Regions from separate parts of the Homo sapiens genome. Here region 2 is linked to region 1. Evidence: chromatin loops called from intact Hi-C (ENCODE). Cell type or tissue: mammary epithelial cell. All regions are shown on one strand. Each heading gives the region's core, and the rest is flanking DNA. Links, peaks and the distances in the headings are about the cores only.

Region 1 (11,714 bases), core at 2,137-10,136:
AAATGTGAAACATACAATTGTAGGATACAGTCTAACTTCAGGAGAGCAGAGAGAGGGAGGTGGGGTCTTTCTGTCTCTAAGTCTTCATAAAGAAAGGGAGAGCTGACAAGAATAAGACAAAAGATTAACATCTAGATACATAGATAACTCTGTTCCTTTTTAAAGTTTTGACTGTTTCACAATTGGAATGCTTAAACAAATTATATAGCTGCAAGGATTAGGAAGTGCTCTAAGACAATCAGGCAGAAAGAGGAGGAGCTGGGGTTTTTTTGGCAAAGGTGGGCGGGGGGAAGCTCCTTACCGGAGGTAACTTCAATACCTGAAAGAAAGGGCAGGCCTTGGAAAGATCTGAGAGAAAGGCTTTCCAGACTGCAGGAAAAGCCAGTGTGAACAGCCAGAGGCAGGAAGGAGCCTAGCTTGCTTGCTGAGGAATGAAATCAAGTCCTGATGGTCGGAGCTAAGGGAGCCCAGGGCCAATAGGGGTGGAAGGGATGGGTCAGAACACAGACGGCCTTGGAACTCAGATGGGGGATGTGGATTTTATTCTAAACACCATGGGATGCCGGTTGAAGGGTTGTAAGCAGGAGTGTGATATGATCTTTGCTTTATAAAAAAAATCTCTCTGCCACTGAATTTACACTAGAGGTGGGTAAGTGAAGAAAGAAACCAGTTAAGAAAATCCTGCACATTGCTAGCTGAGAGAAACAGGAGAGCGATGTGGCTTGGTGGTGGCAGTGGAGGTAGCGCAAAGTAGTCAGATTCAAGATTTTTTTTTTTTTTTTTAGACTGTCATTCTGTCGCCCCGGCTGGAGTACAGTGGCGCCATCTCAGCTCACTGCAACCTCCGCCTCCTAGGTTGAAACAATCCTCTCACTTCAGCCTCCCAAGTAGCTGGGATTACAGACGCGTGCTACCACACCCAGCTAATTTTTGTATTTTTAGTAGAGACGGGATTTCACCACGTTGGCCAGGCTGGTCTCGAACTCCTGACCTCAAGTGATCCGCCCACCTCAGACCCCAAAATGCTGAGATTACAGGCATGAGCCACAGCGCCCGGCCTCAAGATCTATCTTGAATGTAGAGTTAACAGGACTGCTGACTGTTGGATGGGAAGTGGAGGGGTGTGGGATAACGGAGTCAAGGATGACTCCTGGGTTTTGGGCTTGAACAAATGCATAACCAGAGGTGCTGCTGAGTTGGGAAAGAATGAAAGAGGAGATGGTGTGGGTTCAGAAGGAGTTCCGTTTGGGCATGTTAAATTTGAGTTGCCTATTAAAATAGGCCAGTGAAGCTAATGAGTGGGCATCTGATAGATGAAACTAAAGATCAGAGAACTGTATGAGATCTTGGTGTATGAGATCTTGGAATCCACTGGATGGACATTTAAAGATATTAATTTTTGGCTCCCATTTTTCCTAAGAGCATAACCTCTATCACACCTGGAGACCATCTTCCACAATGTTTTTTTTTTTCTTTAATCATAACCTCCTTTCAGGTTATGATTAAGGAGAAAAATGTAGCTTTTAAAGGCTGATACAGAACAGCTTGATATTTTAAAATCTTTTATCAGATTATCTTCATCGATTCAAATGTTTAACAGTTTAATCAGCAATAATGTTTGCTATTATTTCTATCAATCATTCCAGGCAGAGCAAGTTTAATACCAAAAGAAAGTGAAGTTTAAAAATATATATATACACATATATATACGTATCTATATACACACACATATATATACGTATATATGTATATACACACATATATATGTATACATGTATATACATATATATACGTATATATATACATATATACGTATATATATACGTATATATATACATATATACGTATGTATATTTGATTTTAAATGCTCTGGTGCAAAGCTTTGGGCTTTTGTCGCTCCTGTTTAGGGCAGGCTTATAGGTGATGAAAGAACCATCTGGCATACAAAATATAGATTTGCCTCATCTGTAGGGTTTCTAGATAAAATACAAAATGGTCAGTGAAATTGAATTTCAGATGCACAGCAAATAGTTTTTTAGTATAAATATTGGAGCATACATATACTAAAAAAACTATGTGTTGCTTATCTGGAACTCAAATTTAACTAGGTATCTGGTATTGTTTGCAAATATGAAAATCCTACTTATTCAAAATTGTCAAAGTTCTATGACCAATACTACTTCTTGCTCCCTTGAACTCTAAACTAAGAAAATAAATATTCATGTGCAGTTCTATTAGTGCTCTCAAAGGATGCTATAACCTATATCTATCTAGAAAAACAGAAAACATATAGCTATAATTCTTTAGGCCTTACTGCCAGTTTCTTGTTCATTTGATTTTGCCTAGTTAGTTTTGCCTTGAAGGGAAGTAAGATCACCAAACAGAAAGGAATAATATATGTGCCAGGCAATTTGTAAGTAGCAAAATCAAGAGATCTCCAAACAGAAAGGAATAATATATGTGCCAGGCAATTTGTAAGTAGCAAAATCAAGAGATCTAATAATGTATTCCAGTCTGTCTCGGATTAGTTGTATAATAACCTGTGCTTCAACCTTCTCACCTGAAAAATAGGGAAAATATCTTTGCCCAATCCTTCTCACAAGAGTCTTTGAAATTTCACACAGATGATGACAATAAAAGCACCCCATGTTTCTTAGAAGATGAAGGAACTATTGTTCTCTACAATTTTTGTGGTAATATTTGCTAACCTCAGAAAACTACAATCACACTAAAAGATAGTCTTTGTCAAAAAGCTGATCATTAGGTAGTGGTTTAAAGTTTTAATCAAAATATCAAAGGTGATTCTTTTAGAACACGAAGAATTCATCTCATAAAGCTTTTAAAAAAACAAATGAGAAATCAAATATTTTTTAAAGAGAAATAGAGAAAAATGCCTTTTCAGATTTAAGACAAATACACAGAAAGTAAAATAGAATGGTATCAATGCAAGAAGCAGACAAATAGATGAAGTGAAAATATAGCCAGAAACAGACCTGTTTTTAATCGTGAGTCAATGGGTAAGGAGGAAATTATCTTATGCATAGTGTTGGAAGAGTAGTTATTTGAAAAGCAAATCAATTTAGGTCCTTACCTCACACTAGACACCAAATTAAATTCCAACTAGATTTAAGAAGAGAGCAAAAACAAACACAACTAGAAGAAGATAGCAAATATTTATCTAATCTTTGGTGAAGGGAAGATTGTATAACTATAAAATAAAGGAAATCATGACATTAAAAAAATAGGTTTGACTATCTAAAAATAAAAATCTTTCTTTGGTATGCTAAAAAGTAGCATTAGAAAGCAACTAAGGCCAGGTGCGGTGTTTCACATCTGTAATCCCAGCACTTTGGGAGGCCGAGGTGGGTGGATCACCTGAGATCAGGAGTTCAAGACCAGCCTGGCCAACATGACGAAACCCTGTCTCTACTAAAAATACAAAAATTAGCCAGGTGTTGTGGTGGGCGCCTGTAATCCCAGCTACTTGGGAGGCTGAGGCAGGCGAATCACTTGAACCTGGAAGGTGGAGGTTGCAGTGAGCCAAGATGGCACCACTGCACTCCAGCCTGAGTAACAGAGTGAGACTACATAAAAAAAAAAAAAGAAAACAACTAATAAAAGTATTTGAATTTTTTATAAAAGGTTAACATCTCTGACATATAAAGAGTGCCTACAAATCAAAAAGAAAATTGATTGATAGATACCAATTTGTCCCAGCAGATAAAAATGGGCAATTCATAGGAAAAAAAAGTGAAATGAATTAATAAACACTTGGGAAAACATCCAACCATGTGAATTATCAAGTCAATAAACATAATTTAAAATATTCTACCATTTTTTCCCTTAAAATCAGCAAAAGTTGTCATTATTATTAAGAATACTCAATGCTGGTGAGTGTGTCTACCACGCTTTTACATGGTGCTGGTAGATGAACAGAGTAACACATTTGGAAACCAAATAATATGCACCAAGAATTTGTCAATATTCATAGTCTTTTGATCTAGTTATTTTACTAGAATTAGCCTACATTTTAATTCAGTAATTACCCTGAATTACTAGATTATCCTATCTGGATTCAAGATCTATCTTGAAAGTTATAGGACTGCTGACTGTTGGATGGGAAGTGGAGGGGTGTGGGAGAATGGAATCAAGGATGACTCCTAGGTTTTGGGCTTGAGCAAATGTATAACCAGAGGTGCTGATGAGTTGGAAAAGAATAAAGGAGATGATGTGTGTACAGAAAGAGTTCCATTTGGGCATGTTAAATTTGAGTTGCCTATTAAAATAGGCCAGTGAAGTTGATGAGTGGGCATCTGATAGATGAAACTGAAGCTCAGAGAACTGTAAGAGACTATGAAATCAGCTGGCTGGACATCCTAATCTAGTAATTCAGAGACTTTATCTTAAGGAAATCTTCCTTTTAAAAAATGCACAAAGATGTTCATTATAGTATTTTAAATATTTTGAAAACTGAAAACAATGTGGAAATGATAAGGCAAACCAACTACTCAATGGAATGTTTTACAGCCATTAGCCATTCCAAATGTTATTTATGAAATGGACTGGCATGGAAAATGTTTATGATATAATGAAATGTGCAGAAAAGTCAAGGTTCAAAATTGCATATTGAATATAACTGCAAATAAGTGAAAAAAAATCTCAGCACAGAAACGACTTAAAAATCAACAGGGGTTGTCTTTTAAGGGAGCATCATGTGTAGTATTTTCTTATTTTTTAAATTTTTCTACATTTTAAGAGTTCTATGTTATGGAAAAGGGTATAATGGGGGAAAAAAAGGTTGAAATTGTATGTCTGTGTGCCTGTGTGTGTGTGTGAATGTGGGTGGGTGTGTCTATATCCATCTCCATGTCCTCTGTCCCATGCCCAGGTCCTTTGGAGTGCTGCTATGGGAAATCTTTTCTCTTGGATATATGCCATACCCCAGCAAAAGCAACCAGGAAGTTCTGGAGTTTGTCACCAGTGGAGGCCGGATGGACCCACCCAAGAACTGCCCTGGGCCTGTGTATGACTCTTTTAGGAACACTTCTGCTAGTTACTAAGCAGTTTTTCTTTTCAAAAAATATCCAGAGCCACATATGCTTCTTTAAGATGAAGGGGCAGATGGCTGCCCTCCCTTTAATATGCCCCAAGATGCGAATGTGACTGCGACTTCAGTGAGATGGATGCGTCTCCCAGGCCCTCAAAAGCAAGGATGCCATCCCAGAAAAAGTATCCATTGTCTGGCTACAGGCTGTGGACTCACCAGGCCTACATTCCCCAAGCTCCTGCTGGGAATGTGTGTCCCAGGCCCAGTCCCTGCTGCCCTACACCGTATGTCTGTGTCTACTTTAAAGATTTCCATTCCCTGCAATGTCTCCTGCCCTGCCTGGCACCCCTCACTTCCTTCCCACAAGCAACGTGGATGGGAAATATAATTGGAATATTCTGTCCCCAAAGTGGCTTTAACTCAGGAATGGAGTGACAGCAGCCGTGGTTAACATAAACATCAGGATGTCTGTGTTAGATACCTTTACACCTGCGCACTCTTCCTTGACCAATCAGCAGGGGGCAGCATAGGCCAAGTACACGGGGCCTAGACGAGTTCGCACCCTCAACGTATTCGTTGCAACCCTGGGGCTGGAAGAAAATATATTTTTCATCATTGTGCTTCTCCTTATTTTAATTAATGTGCTTCTTCTTTTAGATACCGGATAATGACTCAGTGCTGGCAACATCAGCCTGAAGACAGGCCCAACTTTGCCATCATTTTGGAGAGGATTGAATACTGCACCCAGGTAAAACATTTTCTCCCTTTGGTCAACATTTACTCTATATGAAACAGTCTTAAAGATGGCAAATACCGAAATATGAAATAGGTCAAGCCAGTCAGAGTACAAGATTTATGATCAAAATAGTGAAAATTAATTTTCTCTAAAATGAAATGACTGGTGTCTCCATTTGCCCATTTTGTAAAATAAATATTAGTAACTTCACCAGCACACAGCACAGTGCCAGACACACAGTAAAAACTGGGGAATCAATCCAGTCCACGAGAATTTATCAAGTCCCTACTGGGGACCTAATGTTTTAGTAGCCAAAATTGAAGCTTCACAGACGTATGGAACACATCTGCTCTCAAATAGTTTAGAGCCTGGCTGGAGAAATAACAACATGTGAAGTAATTAATTGCATATAAAATTGATAGATTATATGTCCAACTATATATGTCAGGAGGATTAAGGGAATGAAATTTCAAAGTAATCTGGAGAAATTTTAACATCATCAATAATACTTGCTATCATTCATACTGCACAAATCACTTTTTGCGTATTTCGTTTTATCCTTAGTGGGGAATGTAAAATATCCCTACCTTATAGATGAGGAGTTAAGGCCTGAAGAGTCTGTCCAAGTCAAACATTCTTCTAGCAATCCTGTGGGTTCCTCTACAGATCCCTCTCCCATTCCTTCAATAACGACTCGAAATTTTTGCTTCTCTCCCTCATTTTCAGCCGACAGCTATGCTTCCTCCCTCACCAAGAGGGTGGAGATCATCATAAGAGAATGCCCTCATTTCCTCCCTGTCTCTGATACAAACTTCTCTGCCTCTGCCGCCATTTCTCACCACCTGCCTTCCCGTCTCTCCTCCCCTTCAAGGCCAGCCTTGCTGCCAGTATCACCAATCGCCTGCTCAGGGCTTTGTTCTGTCCGATGCTCTCCTCTTCCCTGTATTCACTTTCTTTCCCTCTCTCTTGGTTCTCGTTCTGCCAGGATATCTAATTCTGAGAATATTTTAGAAGAGTCAATAAACCACTATTTATTTAATTTAATTTTGGGAGCAGTCTCGCTCTACTGCCCGGGCTGGAGCACAGTGGCGCCATCTTGGCTCACTGCAGCCTCCACCTCCCGGGTTCAAGCGATTCTCCTCCCTCAGCCTCCTGAGTGACCAGGATTACAGGCATGTGCCACCATATCCAGCTAATTTTTTTTGTAATTTTAGTAGAGATGGTGTTTCACCATTTTGGCAGGCTGATCTCGAACTCCTGACCTCAAGTGATCCACCCGCCTCGGCCTCCCAAAGTGCTGCCACACCTGGCCTACCTACTATTTCTTTAAATCCCCTCCTCTTCATTGTGACTAAAGACAGACACATTTTTCAAACTGTAGTCATTTTCCAGCCTCACTACTCCATCCTCTTATTCCTTTCAGCTCACGTGAGTGAACTGGCATTTTTATCTATAGACTTCCTATATCACGTTATTGAAGGTTCTTTCAGAGAACTCTGTTTAATGACATTAGGTTATTTTGTTGTAATCTGAATGGAATACACCCACTTAAACATATATACCTTCTTAGGAGTATTTTTCTCAATAGTCTATAATATCCCTCTTAAAAGGCAGTTTTACACAAGCATATTTAAAATGATTGATTCACTATAGAAATTACTAAAACACAGAGGGAACTAAAGAATGTTTTAATGAGTCAGAGGTAGTTATTTTTTAAACTCGAACACTCGTGTTTTTCTGTTACTCAGGTAATGAGGGTATTTTCTCAATTTGCATAAAATATTAATTAATTTCTCCAAATTTAATTTTTCTTCCACAAATTTTCCCTAAACTTCTGGCAGCTGCTTCTGTTCTTCTATGTTACAGTCTATTACTGTGAAAATGATCTAGCACACAGTTGTTTTTGTAAATGGTTTTCCTCACAGCACTTCAGCATTTCCTGGGTTGTGCAAAGGGTCCCTCACATCCAGACTAGTTAAAGAATGCCTGTAATCCCAGCACTCTGGGAGGCCGAGGCAGGTGCCTCACCTGAGGTCAGGAGTTCGACACCAGCCTGGCCAACATGTTGAATGAAACCTTGTCTCTACTAAAAACACAAAAATTAGCGGGGGTGGGGGGGTGGGGGGGTGGGGTGCATGCCTGTAATCCCAGCTACTCAGGAGGCTGAGGCACGAGAATGGCTTGAACCCACTAGGCAGAGGTTGCAGTGAGCCAAGATTGAGCCATGGCACCCCAGCCTGGGCGACTGAGCAAGACTGTCTCTAAAAAACAAACACAAAAACATGCACTGTGGTACCTGCACATGTGATGATGTGGCACAGGAAAACTTACAATCAAGTGTAAAGTACCCAAATGGAAATGGAAAGCAGCTGGGAAGAGATCAAAAAATAAACCCTGTAGGCCAACATGGCATGTGTCTCCTCTCCTCCTCCCCCCAGCCCCCCACCATCACTCTTGAAGTCAAACACATAGGCTTTTATTTTTATTTTTTCCAGTTGGAACGATTTTAGTGGAACTAGACTGGAATAATACAAATAATAATCTTAATTTTTTTTTTAAATCCACTAATCTTTAAAAACTGGCCAAAGGTCTCCTCCTCTGCAAAGCTTTTCCTGCTCCACTCTGTCCCAGGCACCCATACACACTTCCATTATAGCGCTTATCCTCTAAGGTCTTTGAGGATAAGGATGACTTCCCATTCATTTTGTATGCCCCAGTGCCTGTAAGTTACTATATTCTCAATAAATCCTGGTTTCCTCATCTGTAGAATATGTTTAGATAACATCATCTCTAAGGTATCTTCTAGATCCAACATTTTTTGTCTCTGATTCAAAGTTTTAATAATTTCCCCTACGGCAGGACCCGGATGTAATCAACACCGCTTTGCCGATAGAATATGGTCCACTTGTGGAAGAGGAAGAGAAAGTGCCTGTGAGGCCCAAGGACCCTGAGGGGGTTCCTCCTCTCCTGGTCTCTCAACAGGCAAAACGGGAGGAGGAGCGCAGCCCAGCTGCCCCACCACCTCTGCCTACCACCTCCTCTGGCAAGGCTGCAAAGAAACCCACAGCTGCAGAGATCTCTGTTCGAGTCCCTAGAGGGCCGGCCGTGGAAGGGGGACACGTGAATATGGCATTCTCTCAGTCCAACCCTCCTTCGGAGTTGCACAAGGTCCACGGATCCAGAAACAAGCCCACCAGCTTGTGGAACCCAACGTACGGCTCCTGGTTTACAGAGAAACCCACCAAAAAGAATAATCCTATAGCAAAGAAGGAGCCACACGACAGGGGTAACCTGGGGCTGGAGGGAAGCTGTACTGTCCCACCTAACGTTGCAACTGGGAGACTTCCGGGGGCCTCACTGCTCCTAGAGCCCTCTTCGCTGACTGCCAATATGAAGGAGGTACCTCTGTTCAGGCTACGTCACTTCCCTTGTGGGAATGTCAATTACGGCTACCAGCAACAGGGCTTGCCCTTAGAAGCCGCTACTGCCCCTGGAGCTGGTCATTACGAGGATACCATTCTGAAAAGCAAGAATAGCATGAACCAGCCTGGGCCCTGAGCTCGGTCGCACACTCACTTCTCTTCCTTGGGATCCCTAAGACCGTGGAGGAGAGAGAGGCAATGGCTCCTTCACAAACCAGAGACCAAATGTCACGTTTTGTTTTGTGCCAACCTATTTTGAAGTACCACCAAAAAAGCTGTATTTTGAAAATGCTTTAGAAAGGTTTTGAGCATGGGTTCATCCTATTCTTTCGAAAGAAGAAAATATCATAAAAATGAGTGATAAATACAAGGCCCAGATGTGGTTGCATAAGGTTTTTATGCATGTTTGTTGTATACTTCCTTATGCTTCTTTCAAATTGTGTGTGCTCTGCTTCAATGTAGTCAGAATTAGCTGCTTCTATGTTTCATAGTTGGGGTCATAGATGTTTCCTTGCCTTGTTGATGTGGACATGAGCCATTTGAGGGGAGAGGGAACGGAAATAAAGGAGTTATTTGTAATGACTAAGCATGGGGAAAGACATTCTTTACTTGAAAAAGAAAAAATCATAGACAACTGAAATGTCACTTTAGGTGACGGTTAGATGCTTTTAATTGTGCTGATTCATCACCAATTGTAAAAAATGTCGTGAGTAGTTCCAGTAGTATAGCAGAAGTGTGTATATACTCATCTCAATGAAATGCATACATTCCAAGTGCTTTGAGTAGGATAAAGCACCAATACAGATCCAGAGATTCAAACATCCTATTAAATATACCTCATGCCTTAAGAAAATCCTCCTACTAGAAGTGAAAAACTGAGTGTGAGGTTTCCTACTGGATTTAAAACTCAAGATTTAAACTACTTATTTAAAAAATTTCCACTAATTAAATTTTGATCATTTAAAAGCAAAAATTTTAAGCAGCAGTGATACATGGAAGCATGGAAACATATCCATTTGTGGGCATAAGCGTCAATACATTTTAGGCCAAAACCTTCTATTCGTTTCAGTCATGGAATGAACTACCAAACTCAAGTTTGTACCTGTAGAGATGGACAGGGCCCCGGGAGGAACAGGCCGCTGGTGGTCCTAAGGAGAGGCACTGATCCAGTCTCTTTCCTTTCACCGTTAACCTGCGTTTTCTCTCCCTTCCTCATGTGATCCAAGTACACTGGGAACATAAATGTGCTGAAATACACATCGCATAATTTGTATAGCTGTCAAAGGCAGATTAAAACAAAGAATTTTTTCCCTAGGAGGCGATGAGGAAAGGAATTGTGGAACCCTTGGAGAGTTGAGGTTGACATTGACATGTTAGAGTGGGAGTTCTGAACTTGGTTTTCACAGATGAATTTTACTTCCATGAAAACGCATTGGGAATCTGTTTAATTTTACACACATACTTATGTGTGTAATGCTTAGAATGCTTTATCAGTAAGTCCTCATTTCATCCTCTTTCTGCTTCTCCTCTAGCCTCACGCCCACTTTCTTTCCTGTTGGTAGCTACACCAAAGCATTCAAGAGGAAAGCAATTCTCTTATTACTTGCTAGTTACTAAACATTACCAAACAAAAGGACTATGTGTGTGTATATTATAAAAAGTATATATATACATACCTTTTTCTGACCTTCTCAGTTTCACCTGCGTCAAAAGCATCACTTTCAGCGTGGGAAAGCCATTATGTTAAAAGCCAACACCAGACAACTCTTCCTTTCTCTGAAGGCAGTTGCCTTTCCCTGGAGTTAGAGTGTACAACTGTAAAAGCACTGATGGCTAGAGGCTACCTTCCTTATCTGCTTAACTGCCAAAAATATTTTCATCAGAGATGCATGAAGATGAAACATCAATGAACTCATCTCTAAATAAATGTATCGGTAAAATTCTGGTTCATGCCAGGCACAAAAGTAGCCTAATCATATACACATTATTTAACTCACAGACCATCTGAAGGGGCTCGAGAATATCACTTTGAGAAACACTCTTCCTAAAGGATACTGACAGAGGAGTTGTCAATAACTGAGAAAAACACCTCCATTTTAGATTTGTAACATCAGTAACCAATTAAGCTGGGAGTAAGCTATCTGGTTAAATAGCCATCTCTTTATTGTTATTCATGGGGAAAATATTACTTCTTTCCACTTTTAAGAACGACAAATCCATTACATTTTCAGGTTGTGCCTTTCTACCACTGAGATTGATTTGTTGATCTCTCTAATCGTCCTTATTGGTATCAACTTTCATGTAAATAATAGTCAAGTCTTAAAAGCTTGTATACATGGATAAGTAAATAAACAACTCCACACTGAGATGCGATGACCTGAAGATGTTTCATTTAACTTGGTGTAACCCATGGGTATCAGCATGGTATTAATCTGGACTATGGTCCACTCGAATATTGCTCCAGGCACATGGCTACAATTCATACAGACGCTATGGATTTTAATAAAGT
Region 2 (11,714 bases), core at 1,963-9,962, 370 kb after region 1:
AAACAGGCAACTTACAATAAAAATATTACAAAACACATAAGGGAACAAGGTACCAAGAACAGTAACAGACCCTGAAATCTGAAAGTAATGGAACAGACACAGAAAGTAAGAATAACTATTTCCAGTAAAGATAATACGATACATGGAAAAGTATATTTGAAAAAGAAGAAAATAGAACTTTTATAAATGGAAAATTTTATAATGAAATTAGCATATTAGACATAAGCTGAAGATAAAATTAGTGAACTGAGAGATAAGTCTAAATAAATGATCTAAAATGCAGCCCAAAGAAACACAGATAGAAAATAGCAAAGATTGGCCCGGCTCGGTGGCTCACGCCTGTAATCCCAGCACTTTGGGAGGCTGAGGCGGGTGGATCACGAAGTCAGGAGATTGAGACCATCCTGGCTAACACGGTGAAACCCCGTCTCTACTAAAAAATACAAACAAATTAGCCAGGCGTGGTGGCGGGCGCCAGTAGTCCCAGCTACTCGGGAGGCTGAGGCAGGAGAATGGCGTGAACCCGGAGGCGGAGCTTGCAGTGAGCCGAGCACTCCAGCTTGGGCGACAGAGCGAGACTCCTTCTTAAAAAAAAAAAAAAAAAAAAGAAAGAAAAGAAAAAAGAAAATAGCAAAGATGGGGATGGGTCCAGTGGCTCACACCTGTAATCCCAACACTTTAGAAGGCTGAGGCAGGTGGAGTGCTTGAGCTGAGGAGTTCGAAACCCAGCCTGGGCAACATGGAGAAACCCCATCTCTACAAAAAAATACAAAAATTAGCTGGGTGTTGTGGTGAATGCCTGTGGTCCCAGCTATTCGGGAGATTGAGGTGGGAGGATCCCTTGATCCAGGGAGGTGGAGATCGCAGTGAGCTGAGATCACACCACTGCACTCCAGCCTGGGCAACAGTTAGACTGTCTCAAAAAAAAAAAAAAAAAAAAAAAAAGAGAGAAAGAAAGAAAAAGAAAATTTCAAAGATAAGTGATGGGGAAGACCGAGCGAGGCATAACAAGTTTAATTGGTTTCAAAAGGAGAAAAAGGAGATAGCAGAGGAAGAGAAATATTTGAAGAGACAGTGGATAGAATTTTCTGAGTTGTCTGTTGAAAGGCATCAATCTTCAGGCCAGGCTCAGTGGCTCACGTCTGTAATCCCAGTACTTTGGGAGGCTTAGGCGGGTGGATTACCTGAGGTCAGGAGTTTGAGGCCAGCTTGGCCAATATGGTGAAACCCTGTCTCTACTAAAAATACAAAAGTTAACCAGGCATGGTGGTCTGTGCCTGTAGTCCCAGCTACTTGGGAGATTGAGGTGGAAGGATTGCTTAAACCTGGGTGGCAGAGGTTGCAGTGAGCCAAGATGGTGCCAATGCACTCCAGCCTGGGTGACAGAGCAAGACTCCATCTCAAAAAACAAAAACGAAAAACATCAATCCTTAATCTTCAGAAAGGTTACCAAATCCCAAGTAAGTTATTAAAAAGAAACCAGTGCCAAACACCAAAGAAAAAGAGGTCTTAAAAGCAGCCAGAAGGCCAGGTGTGCAGCTCATGCCTGTAATTCCAGCACTTTGGGAAGGATGGCTTGAAGTCAGGAGTTTGAGACCAGTCTGGGCAACATGGCAAAACTCCATCTTTAAAAAAAAATAAAAAATAAAAAATTAGCCGGGTGTCGTGCTATGTGCCTGTGGTCCCAGCTACTCAGGAGGCTGAGGCAAGAAGATCACTTTAACCCTAGAGGTAGAGGTTGCAGTGAGCCAAGATCATGCTGCTGCACTCCAGCCTGGGTGACAGAGTGAGACCCTGTCTCAAAAAAAAAATTAAGAACCTCCTATATGTTAGTAATTGAAAGATGAAATAAAATGTTATATGTTCCTTGCCCATAAGGAGCCTACAATTAAGTAAAGAAGGCAAGTAAGCATGAAACAAATAATTGTGAAAGGTAATGTGGAAGAATGATAATAGAAGTTCAGAGTCTTATAAGAATACATAGAAAGGAAACATTATAAGACTGTATAGAAAGGAAAAGAACTTGAGCTTTAGAACTATGGCTGAGAAAATATTTAACGAGGAGAACTATTGAGGCCATACAAAAAGTATGATTAGTCTTAAAATGGAAATTATAATTCATGTTATTTTTAATATGGAGCTTACATAATACAACATGCAGTACAACCTTACAGATAATTGTATTGCATAAACTCAATAGTGCTCTACTGGTAATAACTTTATAAAACAAGTTAAACGAATTCAATTTCAGGCATCTAGTAAGATTTAAACTAAAGCTTCTTTTGGTTTGTTTTTAATTCTCAGGTAAAAAAAAAACACAAAATAAATATTGCATCAACATAGATACAATACAATACTGAGATATATAAACAGCAATTTAACTTAGTGGTTGATGGCTGAATTTGGTCATTGATAACCACTCCTGAGTTTGTGCCCCTGCTTTGCTGCTTACTAACTTGTTTGTTCTTAGAAAGTACTTAATCTTCCTCTCAGTTTCCTCATCTGTAAAATGGGGATAATAAAAAATTTATTTCATAGGGAAAATTAAATGAGTTAATACTACATTAAAATTTTTTGTGGTGCCTTGCACATAGTACTCAGTATTACCTAATACTATTATATTTAGCAATCATCCTAAATTTTGAGTTCATTTTTCCCTGTGCACTGGAAAATATATCTCCTGAATACAAGTAGAAATCAGTTTCTTTGGCTGGGCGCGGTGGCTCACGCCTGTAATCCTAGCACTTTGGGAGGCCGAAGCAGGTGTATCATGAGGTCAGGAGATCAAGACCATCCTGGCTAACACAGTGAAACCCCATCTCTACTAAAAATACAAAAAAAAATTAGCCGGGCGTGGTGGCATGCGCCTGTAGTTCCAGCTATTCAGGAGGCTGAGGCAGGAGAATTGCTTGAACCTGGGAGGTGGAGGTTGCAGCAAGCTGAGATAATGCCACTGCACTCCAGCCTGGGCAACAGAGAGAGACTCTGTCACAAAAAAAAAAAGAAAGAAAGAAAAGAAAAAGAAAAAAGAAATCAGTTTCTTCTAGTCCTGTTTTTTTTTTTTGTTTTTTTTTTTTTCTCCTGACAGCATCTTGCTCTGTTGCCCAGGCTGGAGTATAGTGGTGATCATAGCTCACTGCAGCCTTGAACTCCTGGGCTCAAGTGATCCTCTTCATCTCAGCCTCCCAAGTAGCTGGCACTACAGGCACATGCCACCATGCCTGGCTAATTTTTTTATTTTTATTTGTGTAGAGACTTACTATGTTGTCCAGGCTGGTCTTGGACTTCCAGCCTGAAGCAATCCTTCCGCCCCAGCCTCCCAAAGTGCTGGGATTACAGGCGTAAGCCACTGTACCCAGCCTAGTCCTATTTCTTTAATAACTCTTTGATTCTGAATTAAATACACTTTGAGTAAAAACTTTACCTTCAGTGCTGACAGCTATTGTGGTATTCAACTTAAATATTTTTTATATGTGTTCTCTAGGTAAACACTTAAAATTATATTCATATGGCTGGGCGCGGTGGCTCACGCCTGTAATCCTAGCACTTTGGGAGGCTGAGGCAGGCGGATCACTTGAGGTCAGGAGTTCGAGACCAGCCTGGCCAACGTGGTAAAACCTCATCTCTACTAAAAACACAAAAAATTAGTTGGGCGTGGTGGTGGGAGCCTGTAATCCCAGCTACTTGGGAAGCTGAGGCAGGAGAATTGCTTGAACCCGGGAGGCAGAGGTTGCAGTGAGCCAAGATCACGCCACTGCACTCCAGCCTGGGTGACAGAGTGAGACTCCATCTCAAAAAAAAAAAAAAATTTTATATATATATATATATATATATATATATATATATATATATATTCATGCATTCCCAACTACAGCATTATATCCAGCTATAGGGTAGAAAAGGAAATATACTCTTTTTTTTTTTTTCTTTCCTGAGACGGAGTCTTGCTCTGTCTCCCAGGCTGGAGTGCAGTGGTGTGATTTCGGCTCACTGCAACCTCCACCTCCCGGGTTCAAGCGATTCTCCTGCCTCAGCCTACCGAGTAGCTGGGATTATAGGTGCCCACCACCACGCCCAGCTAACTTGTGTATTTTTAGTAGAGACAGGCTTTCAACCATGTTGGCCAGGCTGGTATCGAACTCCTGACCTCAGATGATCCACCCGCCTCGGCCTCCCAAAGTGTTGGGATTACAGGCGTGAGCCACCGTGCCTGGCCAGAAACATATTCTTAAATAATGCAAATTCCAAATGTATTCTGACCTATAGATTGGAAAACCATTTCACAGATCACAATGAATATAAACTAAAGTCAGTGGAAGAACTGGAAAACAACTGTATTCCTTTGTCACAGCTCAGTGTGTTTAGTAAAAGAGCCAGTGAATACCAATGGTATCAAATACGAATAATGACTATGTTATAGATATAGGTCCACAAAGACTATGTTTAGAGCATTTTCCACAAGTTGTTCAATGTAAAAGGGCAATGATGATGGTGATTTTTACTATATATTAATTGAAAATTTCAGAGAATATTCTGGTTTTAAAAAATATCTAAGTCACAAAGAGGAGAATTTGGGATAATTTATATGGAAGCATTCTGAAAAATGTAAAACATGCAATACAAATTGAAGAGGAATACTCCAAGAAATCTTGGCCAGGCGCAGTGGCTCACACCTGTAATCCCAGCACCTTGGAAGGCCGAGGCGGGCAGATCACGAGGTCAGGAGATCAAGACCATCCTGGCCAACATGGTGAAACCCCGTCTCTACTAAAAATACAAAAATTAGCTGAGCGTGGTGGCACGTGGCTGTAATCTCAGCTACTTGGGAGGCTGAGGCAGGATAATCACTTGAACCAGGGAGTCAGAGGTTGCAGTGAGTCAGGATTGTGCCACTGCACTCCAGCCTGGCAACACAGCGAGATTCCTTCTCAAAAATAAATAAATAAATAAAAAAGGAAATCTTAGGCATATAGCATGATAAGTGAAAAAAACATAAAAATATCCTATTAAAGTAAAAAACATACAGCATTTATACAGGAAGGCCTATTCAAAGATATACATAAGGTTTTAAATAGCCTCTGTTTTAAATAAGGTGTAATGTATATAATAGATAACACAACAATCACTTAGTAGAAAGTATACTTACAGAGCAATAAAGAAATTTATCCTGGTATGCTCACTTATAGTAAATTTAGCCCTCTTGAAATAAACAAAGGTCATAGCCAAAAGATACTATAAGGAAAAAAGTTAAAAATTAATATTAATGTTTTGCTTTCATAAATAAAACTGCTTTAAAATAGTTAACTTTAAAATTTTCTGATGAATAAGCTAAAACAATAAAGTGTTACTTATTATAGAATTGTGTACTTAATTTTTGGATTCCTGTAATCCACCATGTGAACAGTGAAAAGTAATTCTTGACTATTTATTATATCATTATAAACTAGAATGGACTCCTAAATTTTATTATTGCCAATAGTTTGAGCTAAAATCCCACTTTTATCTAATTTAAATTTCAAACCTATACAGAAACTGAAATAACAGCAAAATGAACAGCCATGCATCCTCACTTAGATGCACCAAATTTGCCATGTTTGCTATCTCTATTTGTGTGTATGTATGTGTATATATAATTTTTCTAAACCCTTTTAGTTACAGACATCCATACTCACTTTTTAAAATAACTTTTTAAAATGATTTCCAAATGACTTCAGAAATTAGAATAACATGGCTGTATTTTCATGGGGAGAATGTGTTTTAAATGTATTATTAGAAAGATACATCTCTAGCCTGATTATTAGCACATATGCCAGGTTCTGTCTGTTCAAATTAAAAACAAGTTATAATAATGTATCAGATTATCTCTCGTAAGACATTTATTCATCCTATTGTAACAGGATTTGCCACAAAGGTGATACCAAGTTTTCACAGTAACTTCCAGTAAAGTACTCTTGAGATCGTGTTAAGACAGTACTCCAGGTAGTTACTTTTCCAACACTGCCCCCTTCTGCACAACAACTTTACTGCACCTTAAAACCATAAAGTTTAAAACTTCCTGACGGGCGCAGTGGCTCACACCTGTAATCCCAGCACTTTGGGAGGTCGAGGCGGGTGGATCACAAGGTCAGGAGTTCAAGACCAGGCTGGCCAATATGGTAAAACCCCCATCTCTACTAAAAATACAGAAAAATTAGCCGGGCGTGGTGGCACATGCCTGTAATCCCAGACATTTGGGAGGCTGAGGCAGGAGAATTGCTTGAACCCGGGAGGCGGAGGTTGCAGTGAGCTGAGATCACGCCACTGCACTCCAGCCTGGATGACAGAGTGAGACTCCATCTCAAAAAAAAAAAAAAAAAAAAGAAAAAGAAAAAAAAAAAATCACATCATAACTCCACATGAATTGTATATTTGATATTACAGCATTACTGTTAATTTTAAAAGTTCTATGACATTGTAATTGTTTTAAAACAGCTCTTAACTTTTAGTGATATATTGTGAAATATTTATGGATAAAATGTTAGGATGTCTGGGATCAGCTTCAAAATAATCGTTTTTGGTGAGAGGCATTAGAAGAAACAAGAACAGCCACAGTTGATCTATTGTAGCTAGATGAGATGCATATGGAGGCTCTTTGTTCTATTCTATTTACTTCAAATTGTGTATGTTTTAAATTTTCCAAAATGAAATTTAAAAAATTTTATAAACCTTCTTCTAGTGTATCCCTGTCATCTTAAGCTTAAATAAAAATCTTCACCCCAGTACTTTGTATTTAATCACAAGCTAACCTTCCACTCATTCCCTTTACTGTTGGCTAGTAGTGATGTAAAGTCACGCTTAATTTTCAAATATGACTGCTTGGTACAAAATGGCATTTACAAAGCTGAAAATTCTTAGCACGAGAAATATTTTTCTAAAAGAAAAAAATTGAAAAATACAAAGCTGAAATTTTATTTTATTATTATTATTTTTTTGAGACAGAGTCTCGATCTGTCGCCCAGGCTGGAGTGCAGTGGCTCGGTCTCGGCTCACTGCAACCTCTGCCTTCTGGGATCAAGCAATTCTCCTGTCTCAGCCTCCCGAGTAGCTGGGACTATGGGTGCGCACCACCACACCTGGCTAATTTTTGTATTTTTAGTAGAGACAGGGTTTCTCCATGTTGGCCAGGCTGGTCTTGAACTCCTGACTTCAGGTGATCTGCCCGCCTCAGCATCCCAAGCGCTAGGATCACAGGTATGAGCGACAAAGCTGAAATTTTAACCATTCAACAAAATCTAAAGAATATAGAAACATCGCTGCTCCCAGTGTGTAAGTCAGACATTCTTTTATGAAACACTGATTCCTAAACAACATGTTAAACTAATTTTACCCTACAAATTACTGAGATTTGTTTTCTCTGACTTACAAAATACTAAAATGCAGACTACCTTAGTAAAGTAAATCTCAGAATATTTTTTCTCCACAGCCTGATAAAAGGTAATAACTGATCAAAATGTATTAAGTCTATACTGATTTTCTGTTTGTGGTTCTTTGGTTTTTGTTCGTTTTTGAGACAGGGTCTGGCTCTGTCACCCAGGCTGGAGTGCAGTGGTGGTACCACAGCTCACTGCAGCCTTGATCTCCCTGGCTCAAGCAATCCTCCTGCCTCAGGATAAAATATATATATATATATATATATATATATATATATATATATATATATATATATATTTTTTTTTTTTTTTTTTTTTTTTTTTTTTAAGAGACCAGGTCTCCCTATGTTGCCAAGGCTGGTCTTGGAACTCCTGGGCTTAAGTGATCCTCTCGCCTTGGCCTTCCACAGTGTTGGGATTACAGGCATGAGCTGCCACACCTGTTTTGATTTCTGTTTTCAATCAAATACAAATTTAAGGTCATTTAAATGTAATCAATAATATTCTACAATTCCTTAAGTATAGACTGAATCTATGCTATATGCTAATTCCAGAAATTCATGTGTAAAGCTTCTGCTTTGAAGGAGCAGTGCAGGCTAGCTCTTATTTTTTTAATTTTTAAATTTAATTAATTTGTTTAGAGACAGAGTCTTGCTCTATTGTCCAAGCTGGAATGCAGTGGCACAATTGATCAAAGCTCACTGTATCCTCCAACTTCTGGGTTCAAGTGATCCTCCCACCTCAGCTGGGTGGCTGGAACTACAGGTGCATGCCACCACACTTGGCTAATTTTTAAATTTTTTAGAGATGGGGGTCTCACTATGTTGCCCAGGCTGGTCTCCAACTCCTGGCTTCAAGTGATCCACCCACCTCAGCCTCCCAAAGTTTTGGGATTACAGGTGTGAGCCACTGCACCTGGCCACTAGCTCTTTTCTTAATCATAACTAATAAGATAGAAAATTCTTATAAGGTCTCATTAAAGCTCTAATGGTTCAGTTACATTATAATGCTGGTTAATTGTTATACTGTTACCAAATTTACCTTGTCTGCAATTTTACAGCAGCAGTCCATCCACAAGAAATCTTGAATTAAATCGTCATCTACAACAAAAGATAGCTATAACTTGTCTTTTAAAAACAGAATGTTTCCTTTTGAAGAATTAATTTCTATGTCAAGAGATTATACATGGTGCTTAGAAATAAAACAAAAATGAATGAACCAGTGTTGCCTAAGGTGGAGTTTTCAGTTCTTTGGTGTATTTACCATTGCAAAGACTGTACGAAAAACTACTGCTTTATCCTTCATCAAGCCATCTGATTTGCCTTAACATATGGCTCAGATTGGAGAATGGTAGAAGTGTTTGGTTTACTGAATATCCAACAGTATTTTTAGTTTTGCATTCTTCTCTCCTATTTATCTCTATTCCACTTTCTATTACTCAAATACATATGAAAATGTCTATATAAAAAGGATTCATAATTCATTATTTATAATTAACATTTTGAAAAAACTATTAGGATAAAAAGATCAACAAACAAACACATTGTTAAAAATAATAACATCTAGAAAGTAGGTAAAATATTTCAATTCTAAAGGGCTAAAATATATAATCTCAAAATACATTAATAGTTGTCAGAATGTAATCTAGAAAAATCTGTTTTTCCATTCCCCCTTTCTCTCTTTCTCTTTTTTTTTTTTTTTTTTTTTAAAGAGACAGGGCCTCACTATGTTGCCCAGGTGGGCCTTGAACTTCTGGGCTCAAGTGATCCTCTGGCTTCAGACTCCTGAGTACCTGGAACTACAGGTGCATATGCCACCACGCCAGGCTCCTCTTCTTCATTTTAAGTAAAAAGGCATAACTTCTTTATATTCATTTGTGTACACTAAAATATCATCAATGTAGTCATACGGAAAGTTCCAAGAATAACTACTGATTTCCTGAGAATAAGAATTTCTGCCTTGCTAACTTTTTTTCCTTTTTTTAAACAGGGTCTCACTTTGTCACCCAGGCTGGAGTGCAGTGGCGTGATCTTGGCTCAACTGTAGCCTCAACCTCCTGGGTTTGAGATCCTCCCACCTCAGCCCCCCAGATAGCTGGGACTACAGGTATGCACCACCATGCCCAGATAAATTTTTTTTTTTTTGTATTGTAGAGAGGGGGTTTCACCACGTTGCCCCAGGCTGGTCTTGAACTCTTGAGCTCAAGCGATCCACTTGCCTTGGCCTCCCAAAGTGCTAGGATTACAGGCATGAGCCACCATATCCAGCCTTTTTTTTTTTTTTTTTTTTTTTTTTTGAGACAGAGTCTTGCTCTGTCACCCAGGCTGGAGTGCAGTGGCATGATCTCGGCTCAACTGTAGCCTCCACCTCCCAGGTTCAAGCGATTCTCCTGCCTCCGCCTCCCAAGTAGCTGGGATTACAGGCATGCACCACCACGCCTGATGGGGTTTCACCATGTTGGCCAGGCTGGTCTCGAACTCCTGGCCTCAAGTGGTCCGCCCCCTTCAGCCTCCTAAAGTGCTGGGATTACAGGAATGAGCCACTGCGCCTGGCCCATTAATTCTATTTATAGTTCTTTCTTTTTTTTTGAGACAGTTTCACTCTTGTTGCCCAGGCTGGAGTGCAATGGTGCGATCTCGGCTCACCGCAACCTCCACCTCCCGGGTTGAAGCGATTCTCCTGCCTCAGCCTCCCAAGTAGCTGGGATTACAGGCATGTGCCACCACACCCGGCTAATTTTATATTTTTAGTAGAGACAGGGTTTCTCCATGTTGGTCAGGCTGGTCTTGAACTCCTGACCTCAGCTGATCTGCCTGCCTTGGCCTCTCAAAGTGCTGGGATTACAGGCGTGAGCCACCGCGCCCAGGCTCTATTTATAATTTCTTAAGTTACCTAAAATGGTACAGCCAGGTATTTTCCCGTGTTTCTGATGATGAGTTTTGGGTACTAAAAAAGTTTGCAGGTAATAATTTTGTTCTGCTCTTAATGAAAAGAAGGGGAACTTTTATTAACATTCTAAATCTGATGGGGAAGCATCTTTATATCTTTTTCTACTTATATTCCTTACATTTTTTCCTGTTTCATCTTTTCATTTTGCTTTTCTTTAAATCGTAACTAGCTTGCTTTAATGCGCCTGACCTTCCTCTAGAAACAAGCAAGCTACAATCTACCAGACTGTAGCATCTACTTGACTTGATTCATTACTCCAAATATTTTTCAGAACTCATCTATCCTACCCCTTTTTCTAATCTGTTTACCTTATTACCCTACCTCAAAAAAAAAAAATTCCCTCTCTTTCCTAGTTAGGAGTACAGTACTATAAAGAAGTTTCTTTTTGCCAATGTTAAGAAATTATCAGCAAAGTAGCACTGTCTCATAACCTAAACAAATTCAAACTCAGTTTCATTATATGGACATGATAAAGCATAGTTAATTTTTAACAATGTTCCCAAACTGTTATCCTGAAACTTCTCTAGTGTGACCAAGCTTCCTAGTTTTCTTGGGTTTAGCAGAGAAAGTCCTGGGAAACCCCTTAGGCCCAGTCAAACTGGGTCAGTTAGCTCACCTGAGTCTTTATGTAGTATTTTATTTTAGGTCAAATAAAACTCATGCCATGGGCTATGAAGTTGAATTGCCCAGAATTTACATTTGACATCTGGATTTAAGTAGTCTAGAAGCTAGATGAGTATGAATTTTTAATCCATAAGGAAACAAAACAAACAAAAACCCAACATTGAAAAAAAAAGACTAAGTAAAACAAAAACAAATTTGGTTGGAGATGGGAAATTTAATACAAAAATAATGATATCCTCTTTGATCAGAATAAAAACATTTAGATGTTTACATTCTAGGTTTTTAGTACTTTATAATTACCACTATTACAATATTTTAAACCTACCAAATAATTTAAAGAAAGCAGTCATATCCTGACGCTGTATAACCAGACAAGGTCCTTTGGGGCGTTTAGATTTGTTGTTATTATGTGTATTTTTTTCAAATGCTTGCCAATTATCTTTACAAATAGGACGCTTCAGAGTAATGGGCTTTTTAGGCTGATGTGATCTATTTGACCCTGATTTTACATAAACAGTGACAGTAGGTGGTGTCTCACAACACATCTGATTGTGCCTCATTTTGGTTTCCCAATATTCCTGTAAAAATAAAACATACAATTATTCATCACACACATTCATTTCATATATAAACAACTAACTGGATGATACTACCATATGCAGTCATATAAAATGTTACTAAACTTGCCATTAAAATGTTATTTGTGACAGTGACTCCCATTAAAAATTGCTT

The links. A loop is a pair of places that touch in the nucleus more often than their neighbours do. Peaks named below come from ENCODE experiments on the same cell type or tissue, not always from the same donor. Only the 100,000 strongest peaks of a DNase experiment are listed, where the experiment ranks them.
Region 2: a loop joins it to region 1, with 7 times the contacts of the local background. A loop is called at or near these places in 43 of 110 quality-filtered maps.

Annotation. Positions count from the first base shown.
Region 1 is chr2:29,190,851-29,202,564 of GRCh38, reverse strand. It overlaps ALK (ALK receptor tyrosine kinase), which reads left to right. Exons shown (of 29, transcript NM_004304.5): 27 at 4,889-5,023; 28 at 5,705-5,795; 29 at 8,643-9,791. The coding sequence ends at 9,341. Among named protein-coding and RNA genes, the nearest start is that of CLIP4, 81 kb to the right of the region's middle. In mammary epithelial cell, for the core only: a CTCF peak has its summit at 5,560 (motif pointing right); no DNase peak of the experiment used is centred there.
Region 2 is chr2:28,815,843-28,827,556 of GRCh38, reverse strand. SPDYA (speedy/RINGO cell cycle regulator family member A) reads right to left here. Exons shown (of 8, transcript NM_182756.4): 3 at 11,308-11,560; 4 at 8,451-8,509; 5 at 5,147-5,232. The coding sequence starts at 11,542. Among named protein-coding and RNA genes, the nearest start is that of SPDYA, 11 kb to the right of the region's middle. In mammary epithelial cell, for the core only: a CTCF peak has its summit at 5,993 (motif pointing left); a DNase peak (open chromatin) is centred at 5,976.